Linked DNA regions of Homo sapiens: region 2 is linked to region 1. A link is an interaction called in ENCODE POLR2A ChIA-PET data of the cell type or tissue named here. Cell type or tissue: A673. All regions are shown on one strand. Links, peaks and the distances in the headings refer to the core of each region. The heading gives the core; the rest is flanking DNA.

Region 1 (4,380 bases), core at 284-4,283:
AATGCCTCATGAGAGAGTTAAAGTTTGTCTATTCTCACAATGAGATTTTGAAATGCGCTGTGTATTTTACACGTGCCAACGTTTCTAATCAGAGCCCCATTTCAAGTGCTCAGTAGCCCCTTTGGCCAACCTTCAACTCCATGGGACAATGTGGGTCCAATGACCTTCCCAGCAGAAGGCAGACAGGGGACAAGGCAGACCCCATAGGACCAGGCCACAGCAGGGGCTGAGGATGCCTGGTTAATGGATGCCTGGGGGAAAGGATGCCAGAATTCGCACTTGAGGGCATGATGAGACAGGAAAAGACTCAATAAAATAAAGAAGGAAGGGGCCAAGCGCGGTGGCTCACGCCTGTACGCAGTAGCTCACGCCTGCAATCCCAACACATCGTGAGGCCTAGGCGGGCGGATCATAAGGTCAGGAGTTCAAGAACAGCCTAGCTAACATGGTGAAACCCTGTCTCTACTAAAACTACAAAAATTAGCCAGGCGTAGGAGTGCGCGACTGTAATCCTAGCTACTCCGGAGGCTGAGGCAAGAGAATCGCTTGAACCCAAGGGGCAGAAGTTGTGGTGAGCTGAGATCGTGCCGTTGCACTCCCGCCTGTGCAACAGAGCAAGACTCCATCTCAGAAAAAAATAATAAAAAAATAAAGAGGAAGGAGAAGGATGGAATAAGGGAAACTCAATGAATAAAACGCCCTGGGGCCTACTATGCACCCAGAAAAATGAAAAGTAAAGAAATAAAATAAGGTCGTGCATGTGGTTTATGCTCATAGTCCTAGAAATTTGGTAGGCTGAGGCAGGAGGATGGCTTGAGCCCAAGATTTCGAGATCAGCCTGGGCAATGTGGCACGACTCCGTCTCCACAAAAATTACAAAAAAATTAGCCGGGCGTGGCAGCACACACCTGCAGTCCCAGCTAATCAGGAGGCTGAGGTGGGAAGATTCCTTGAGCCTGGGAGGTCAAGGCTGCAGTCAGCCCAGATCGCACCACTGCACCCCAGCTTGGGCAACAGGAGAGACCCTGTCTCAAAAATAAATAAATAAGAAAATGCCCTGGGGCTTCAGGCCTGCCCTCTTCTCCCATCGCCCCACCCCTACACTCCTCCTGCTCCTGGTCTGAGCTCCCCCTGCCCTCCTCCTCCTCCTTCCCCAGGTGGATCCTGAGACCCATTGTCATGCAGAAAGGTGCTTCCTCTCTTGGTTCTGTGACGACATACTGTCTCCTAACACAAACTACGAGGTCACCTGGTACACATCTTGGAGCCCTTGCCCAGAGTGTGCAGGGGAGGTGGCCGAGTTCCTGGCCAGGCACAGCAACGTGAATCTCACCATCTTCACCGCCCGCCTCTGCTACTTCTGGGATACAGATTACCAGGAGGGGCTCTGCAGCCTGAGTCAGGAAGGGGCCTCCGTGAAGATCATGGGCTACAAAGGTGAGACGTGGGGGGCTGAGGAGAGTGGGTGCGGGAGGGACAGCATGAGGGGCAGGTGGGTCTGCAATGCCGTGGGGCGGGGCAGTGTCCCCGGGAAGCCTGCAGGGATGGGGCCGGCGCCAGCTGCAACTGGCAGCCAGGAGACCTGGCTTGGGAGGGGAGGGCCCAGGGCCGGGAGAGAGGCTTGCTGGGCCCTCACTGCTTTCTCCTTGTTTTTTTCTCAGATTTTGTATCTTGTTGGAAAAACTTTGTGTACAGTGATGATGAGCCATTCAAGCCTTGGAAGGGACTACAAACCAACTTTCGACTTCTGAAAAGAAGGCTACGGGAGATTCTCCAGTGAGGGGTCTCCCTGGGCCTCATGGTCTGTCTCTTCTAGCCTCCTGCTCATGCTGCACGGGCCTCCCCTCCATCCTGCACCAGCTGTGCTTTTGCCTGGTCATCCTGAGCCCCTCCTGGCCTCAGGGCCATTCCATAGTGCCCCCCTGCCTCACCACCTCCTCCCCGCTCTCCCAGGCTCTTCTTGTAGAGGCTCTCCATCCACCTCCCCAGTCCTGTTCCCCCAGCCTGGGTGCCCCTAACTTGACTCTTCCCATCTCCCCAGCATAACCAAATCTTTTTTTTTTTTTTTTTTTTTTGAGACGGAGTTTCACTCTGTCGCCCAGACTAGAGTGCAATGGCTGGATCTCAGCTCACTGCAAACTCTGCTTACTGGGTTCAAGTGATTCTCCTGTCTCAGCTTCTGAGTAGCTGGGATTACAGATGCCTGCCACCACGCCCAGCTAATTTTTTTTTTTTTTTTTTTTTTTTTTTGTATTTTTAGTAGTGACTGGGTTTCACCATGTTGGCCAGGCTGGTCTTGAACTCCTGACCTCAGGTGATCTGCCCATCTCTGTCTCCCAAAGTGCTGGGATTACGGGCGTGAGCCACCCGGCTCGGCCGCACAACCAAATCTTATTAAACTCAATCTAGTCTGGCCCTGGTGACTCACGCCTTTCGGAGGCAGAGGTGGGAGAATCGCTTGAGCCCAGAAGTTTGAGACCAGCCTGGGCCACACGACAAAGCCCCATTTCTACAAAAAAAAATACCAAAAAAAAGCCAGATGTGGTGGCATGCACCTGTAGTTTAAGCTACTTGGGAGGATGAAGTGGGAGGACTGCTTGAGCCGGGGAGGTGGAGGCTGGAGTAAACTGAGATCGCGCCACAGAACTCCAGTTTGAGCAACAGATCAAGACCCTGCCTGAAAATAAATCAATAAATACACTCAACCTAAATGGATATGAATATATGTAAGTTGAAAACCAGTTTTGAGAAACATCCTTTGTAAGTTTCATCCTACGAATTGGGTCATTCATGTCCTACGCAGCTAAAACAGAGGCCAGCAGCCAGGGAGGAAAAGCAGTCAGGCCACACACCATTGCTCCCAAAATGGACTTATCTGCAAGCCTGACTCCTGAAACTGTGCATTGTACCCTGAAACCAGCTTTATCCATAGCTTCTGCCATAAATGGCTGTAAGTCTTGGACTCCTTGCTCCAAACGCAGTGACTCAGCAATGGAACCTCCCAGCTCCCAACACTTCCTAGTGCCCATGGTGGGCTTTCCCACAGGGCAAGAGAACATTTCTCCTTTTTTTTTTTGAAGTGGAGTCTCGCCCTGTCACCCAGGCTGGAGTGCAATGGCGCAGTCTCCGCTCACTGCAACCTCCACCTCTGTTGTTCAAGTGATTCTCCTGTCTCAGCCTCCCGAGTAGCTGGGATTACAGGCGTGCACCACCACACCGGGCTAATTTTTGTATTTTCAGTAAAAACGGGTTTCATCATGTTGCCCATGCCAGGCTTATTTTTATTTTTTTCAGATGAAGTCTTGCTCTGTCACCCAGGCTGGAGTGCAGTGGTGCAACCTGGGCTCACTGCAACCTCTGCCACCCGGGTTCAAACTATTCTCCTGCCTCAGCCTCCCGAGTAGCTGGGATTACATGGGTGTGCCACCACGCCTGGCTAATTTTTGTATTTTTAGTAGAGATGGGGTTTCAGCATCTTGGCTAGGCTGGTCTTGAACTCCTGACCTGGTGATCCACCCGTCTCGGGCACCCAAAGTGCTGGGATTACAGGTGCGAGCCACCTGGCCAGGCTTAGGCTGGTCTTAAACTCCTGACCTCAAGTGATCCGACCTCCTTGGCCTCCCAAATTGCTGGGATTGCTGGTGTGAGCCACAGCGCCTAGCCCATTTCTCCTTTTTATAAAACCTGTTGCTGTCTCTGTTCTCCCAACATGGTGAACACCACCCAGACTGCGTGTATGTCCCAAATTCTTTCTTTGCAAATGAAATGTGAAATTAGAGGCTCTTCTCCACACTTTAAATTTGACTTGTCATTTTCTAGGCAGATGTAAGTTATTAGAGAATGAGATTCTCTATAAAAATGACCCCTTCATGCTGTGGCCTCCACAGAACATGCCCCAGGCCAGGTGCCCACACAGCAGGCATTTATTTCCTCACACATCTGGAGGCTCCAAGTCCAAGTTCGAGGGGTGGGTTGGGTTGTTTGCTCTGAGGCTGCTCCTCCTGGCTGGCAGGGAATCCCTTCTGGCTGTGTCCTCTGTGGCCTTTCCTCTGTGCACCTACCTGCACCTCTGGGGTATCTCTGCCTCCAAATATCATCTTTTTTTTTTTTTTTTTTTTTTGAGACAGAGTTTTACTCTCGTTGCCCAGGCTGGAGTGCAATGGCATAATCTTGGCTCACTGCAACCTCCACCTTCAGGGTTCAAGCGATTCTCCTGTCTCAGCCTCCTGAGTAGCTGGGACTACAGGCATGCGCCACCACGCCCGGCTAATTTTGTAGTTTTAGTAGAGGCGAGGTTTCTCCATGTTGCTCAGGCTGGTCTTGAACTCGTGAGCTCAGGTGATCCACCCTCCTCCACCTCCCAAAGTGCTGGGATTACAG
Region 2 (4,380 bases), core at 285-4,284, 150 kb after region 1:
GCTGAACCCACACAGAGCCAGCCCCCACAGACCCCTGCATCCTCCGCAGCAGCACCCAATGCCCCCGTCTCTGAGGGCTCCCCTATGCTGAACACCCGTCCCAGTGCAGGAACAGTGCCCACCAGATGCCCCATGGTTTTCCCATAAAGGGACCGGACTTGGGTTTCCCTGGACAGGGAATATCCTGTTCTGGGCTGGCGGGGGGGAGGAAGAGGAGCGGGAAGGACACGGCGGCTCCGCATTCCTGGCATTCTTGGCGGCCGCCCTGTCCAGCTGCCTCGGCGCTGCCGGGGGCCCTGGCCTACTGCCATGCTGGCCCGACACGGCACAGCAGCACCCCGCTTGGGGCGCCCCTTGGACTTGGGGTGATAGAGGACCCATCTTGTGCCAGTCCCACCCATCCCAGACTATCGCAGAAGCAAATGAACCCCAACCCTGGAAGCAGAGATTCGGGGGCTCTGGGAGGAGTCAGTTAACAGGGGAGGAGTTTCTGCTTTCAGTTCTACCTTATGGGGCTCCCTAGCCCACCTACCGTTCCCCAGGGAAGCTCTCGGGGTCAGAGCCGGAAGAGGGGAGAGGTAGAAGACTCCTGGGTTCTAGTCTCCAGTGCCCAGACAGCCACTTCCCCTCTCTGGGACTCAGTATCTCTGTCTGCAAGATGGGAGACTTTGATCCCTTCCTTGGGCAACCCCAGCATTGCTGCCCTTGTCACGCTCTATGGCATCATCACTGCCTCTCTGCAGAGCCTGTGCCTCTGGCTAAGGGCAGGAGCCCATCCCTTCTCCGCACTGGGCCGGGCCTGGTGGGATATAGTGGTTCCCACCGCCACGCAGCCATGGTATGCAGGATTCGAACATTCAGAGGGGAGGGCCTGGGGGCGGTCAGGCTCTGGAGCCCTCACCCTGGGAGTGCCTTTGGGGTCCTAGGAGGAAAGGGGTCCTTGTCCAAGATCCCACAGCTAGCTCGGTCAAGCTGACCCGGGAATCCGGGGACTTGCTGTTCTGCAAAACCACCAGAAACTAGGGTAATTCTTTTCCATGTTTTTCTGCAAACGCCCCCTAGTTTCAGGCCCAGAGCAGTCTGGGGAGAAGCTGGGAGCTGGAGGCTTCAGAGACCTCCACTCTGCAGGAGACCAAGCCCGCTCCCCATGCTGCCCTCTGCCCTTGGGGAGCCTGGAGGGGTCTTCCAGGGCCGGGAGGGGACAGGCAGGAGGGGCTGCAGTGGGATGGATGCATCTGGGCTGCCAGTCTCTAGCCTCCCACCCTCTCCCTCCCCTCTCCTGCTGGCTCGAGGACCACCCCAAGCCCCTGCCCAGTCCTGGGAACTCCAGCTCCATCTGCACTGCAGGCCCCATTTCCCACTTCAACAGCTCACGGTGGCTCTGGGCACAGGGACCAGAGCAACCTGGTCCAGGCCACAGCGAGAGGCAGGAGCAGCTCTTTGCTGGAGTCAGGAGGCCTGAGAAGTCCCTGGGCCTCTGCACCTCCACTTGATCATCACAGGGTTAGAGGATGTGGTCCCTGGGGCCAGCCTCATCAGTCCTCTGTGGTCCCAGGATTCTGAAATTCAACTGTTTGGTTCTGAGACCATCAGTCACCTCCTTCTGCCTGCCCTTGAGAGGATTAAGCAGAGGAAGTCCCTCCCTGTTACCTGCTCTTCTCTAGGGCTCACCCTGCAGAGTTCAGCTCCCATCCAGGCCAGGGCCCTGCTCCCAAGGACCCCATCTCCCTACCACTTGACCCCCCCAAAAGGCCAGACACCCCCAACGCTATTGCCTCCGCCTTCCCCTGGTGCCTCCTGCCTGCCTGTCCCGCCTGCCTGTCCCACCCGCCTGTCCCACCCGCCTGTCCTGTCTGCCTGTCTGGCTGGCTGGCCATCTGTCTGTCTCTCTGTCTGTCTGAGGGACAGTAGGAGGAAAAGGCTGGAACCCCACCCTGCTGGGTCCACATGTCCAGGGCATTGTTCAGCCTCCTCTGGGAAATCACCTCAATTGTGAGGCTTAGGGGCCACTGCGGCACGGCCGGGTGTGTTTACAGATGCGGGGGTGGCCAGGGGTTGTGTCTGTGGAGGAGGATGGGCACAGGGGGTGTCACGATCATCTGTGTGTGGCACGCTTGATTAAATAATGATAAAATGACGAAATGGAATATTATGCAGCCATCAAATACGAGGCCTTTGAAGAAGAGTGAGGACATAAGAAATGGTCCCAGTGTAAGATTTACTAAAAGGGAAAGTGCACAATGAGAAGAAGTCAAAGTGACCCACCAAATGCTAATCACAGTGATCTCTGCGCAGCCAAATCATGAGTAATTTCCTATTTCCTGTGTATTTACGGTGTATTTTCAATGTTTTTGGCAATGAGCACGTTCGTTTTGTAATCAGAAAAAGGAGAATAAATGTTGTAAAAATCAAACTAAAGATGAACTAGAAAACAAATGAACATGACTAAAATAAAATAAACTCACTGGGCATGGTGGCTCACACCTGTAATCCCAGTTCCTCAGGAGGCTGAGGCAAGAGGATCACTTGAGCCTGACAGTTTGAGACCAGCCTGGGCAACATAGTGAGACCCTGTCTCAAAAATAAATAAATAAATAAATAAAATAAGGCCAACAGAAAAGACTAAACATAAAACTAAGGCAAATGTTCAACTCCAGTTAGCAAACACTGAGTGGGCGCCTGCTGTGTGCAGAGGCTCTGCTGAGTGCCGGGGTTACAGAAATGAAGGAGACGGAGCCCTTGGCGAGTTAACCGTCCATCAGGAGGGTGGGAGAGTCACCAGTCATGAGGCCCCCTCAGGAGGGCACCGGAGAGAGGGAGACATGGATGAATCAGGAGGCCTTCAGGGAGGAGGTGACGGCTCACACAGAGGCTGGGGACAGGGGATGTGGTCCTGGTGGGAAATATGGCCGGTGGTGGTTGGAGGGTCCGCTGGTTGCACGAGCTCAGTTTAAGTATAGCGTGGGGAAGATAGGCTAGCTTCAACTCGCTACAAGTCTGGAGTGCCGGGTGGAGAGAGATTCTTAGCCAAGTGGGCATTCCTCAGGAAAGAACACAGGGAATGGTCAGCCATTCATTCACTCATTCATTTATTCAATTCAACAACTACTTCTTGAATACCATCCACACGCTAGGCACTGTGCAGCTTCCATTCAAATGCAGGGAAATGGGCAGGAAAGCAACCAATGAGTAAAGGGAATAGAAGTTGGTGCTGTGCGGAAGGATGGGGCAGGGTCCAGAGGTGGGGGTAGCTTGATGTGGGGTGACCAGGGAGGGCCTCACAGACTGAAGGAAGTGAGGGAGTGAGCCCACTGAGGCTGGGCTCTGCAGGAGGAGGGCTGTCAGCAGAGGGGGCCCAAGCAGACAGAGTCAGGGTGAAATCCCATAGGTCCTTGCAGGCCTTTGTAAGCACCTGAGCTGCGGCTCTGAGTGAGGACCGGAGCAGGAGCCGGGGAGGGTCTGAGCAGAGAAACACATGATCTGACTTAGGCTTAAGCAGCCTGTAGGAGGGGAGCTGGTGGGGCTAGGCTGGGCCAGCAGCCCTGGTGAGGGCGAGGAACAGAAGGCGGAGCCAACAGCAGTACGGCCTATCTGATGAAGGGTGGTGGTAAAGGAAAGAGAAGGTCAAGGCCTATTCCAAGGTTTGGGCCCTAGCACTTGGAAGGACAGAGCTACTGAAACTGATGGGGCCAGCTGGGGATGGCAGGTTTGGGGTGGGATGGAGCAGGGAAGACAGGCACTGAGGCTGGACAGGTCGAGGTGGTGATGCCCGGTGATAAATCCGAGACTTCCACCCGGCAAAGCTGAGCAGGCAGGGGCCAGCTGGGGACACTCATCGGGCGTCACTGGCTCGTGGGTGGGGATCAGCCCCTAGAGCCGGATGAGACCACCCTGGGGAAGGGTGTAGACAAAGAGTAGCTCCAAGGATTGAGCCCTGGCACCCCCCGCCAACGTTTAGAGATGAGGGGGGCCGGCAGGGGAGCCTGAGAAACAGCATCGGGGAGGAGGGAGGCCCAGGAGGGTGGGGCCTCAGCCGAGGTGCCTGCAGGCAGCAGATGGAACAGCCACAAATGAGGCTCCCACAGAGCCATAGGTGACAGCCTGACGGGGAGGAGACTTGCGAAAAGAACAGGAGAGAGGACATTAAAAGGCAAGGAGGGCCGGGCGCGGTGGCTCACGCCTATAATTCCAGCACTTTGGGTGGCCGAGGCAGGTGGATCGCCTGAGGTCTGAAGTTCAAGACCAGCCTGGCCAACATGGTAAAACCCCATCTCTACTAAAAATACAAAAAAGTTATCCGAGCATGGTGGCACATGCCTATAATCCCAGCTACTGGGGAGGCTGAGGCAGGAGAATCGCTTGAACCCAGGAGACGGAGGT

What was found. ChIA-PET counts read pairs that join two places held together with the same protein. Peaks named below come from ENCODE experiments on the same cell type or tissue, not always from the same donor. Only the 100,000 strongest peaks of a DNase experiment are listed, where the experiment ranks them.
Region 2: POLR2A ChIA-PET joins it to region 1 with 8 read pairs; 2 of 35 experiments call an interaction of 5 or more read pairs at or near these places.

The regions. Positions count from the first base shown.
Region 1 is chr22:39,030,537-39,034,916 of GRCh38, forward strand. APOBEC3D (apolipoprotein B mRNA editing enzyme catalytic subunit 3D) reads left to right here. Exons shown (of 7, transcript NM_152426.4): 6 at 1,158-1,437; 7 at 1,662-2,741. The coding sequence ends at 1,780. Among named protein-coding and RNA genes, the nearest start is that of APOBEC3F, 8.1 kb to the right of the region's middle. RefSeq lists an enhancer at 1-616. In A673, for the core only: no CTCF peak of the experiment used is centred there; no DNase peak of the experiment used is centred there.
Region 2 is chr22:39,176,112-39,180,491 of GRCh38, forward strand. No RefSeq gene overlaps it. Among named protein-coding and RNA genes, the nearest start is that of CBX7, 26 kb to the left of the region's middle. RefSeq lists an enhancer at 73-367. In A673, for the core only: no CTCF peak of the experiment used is centred there; a DNase peak (open chromatin) is centred at 2,300.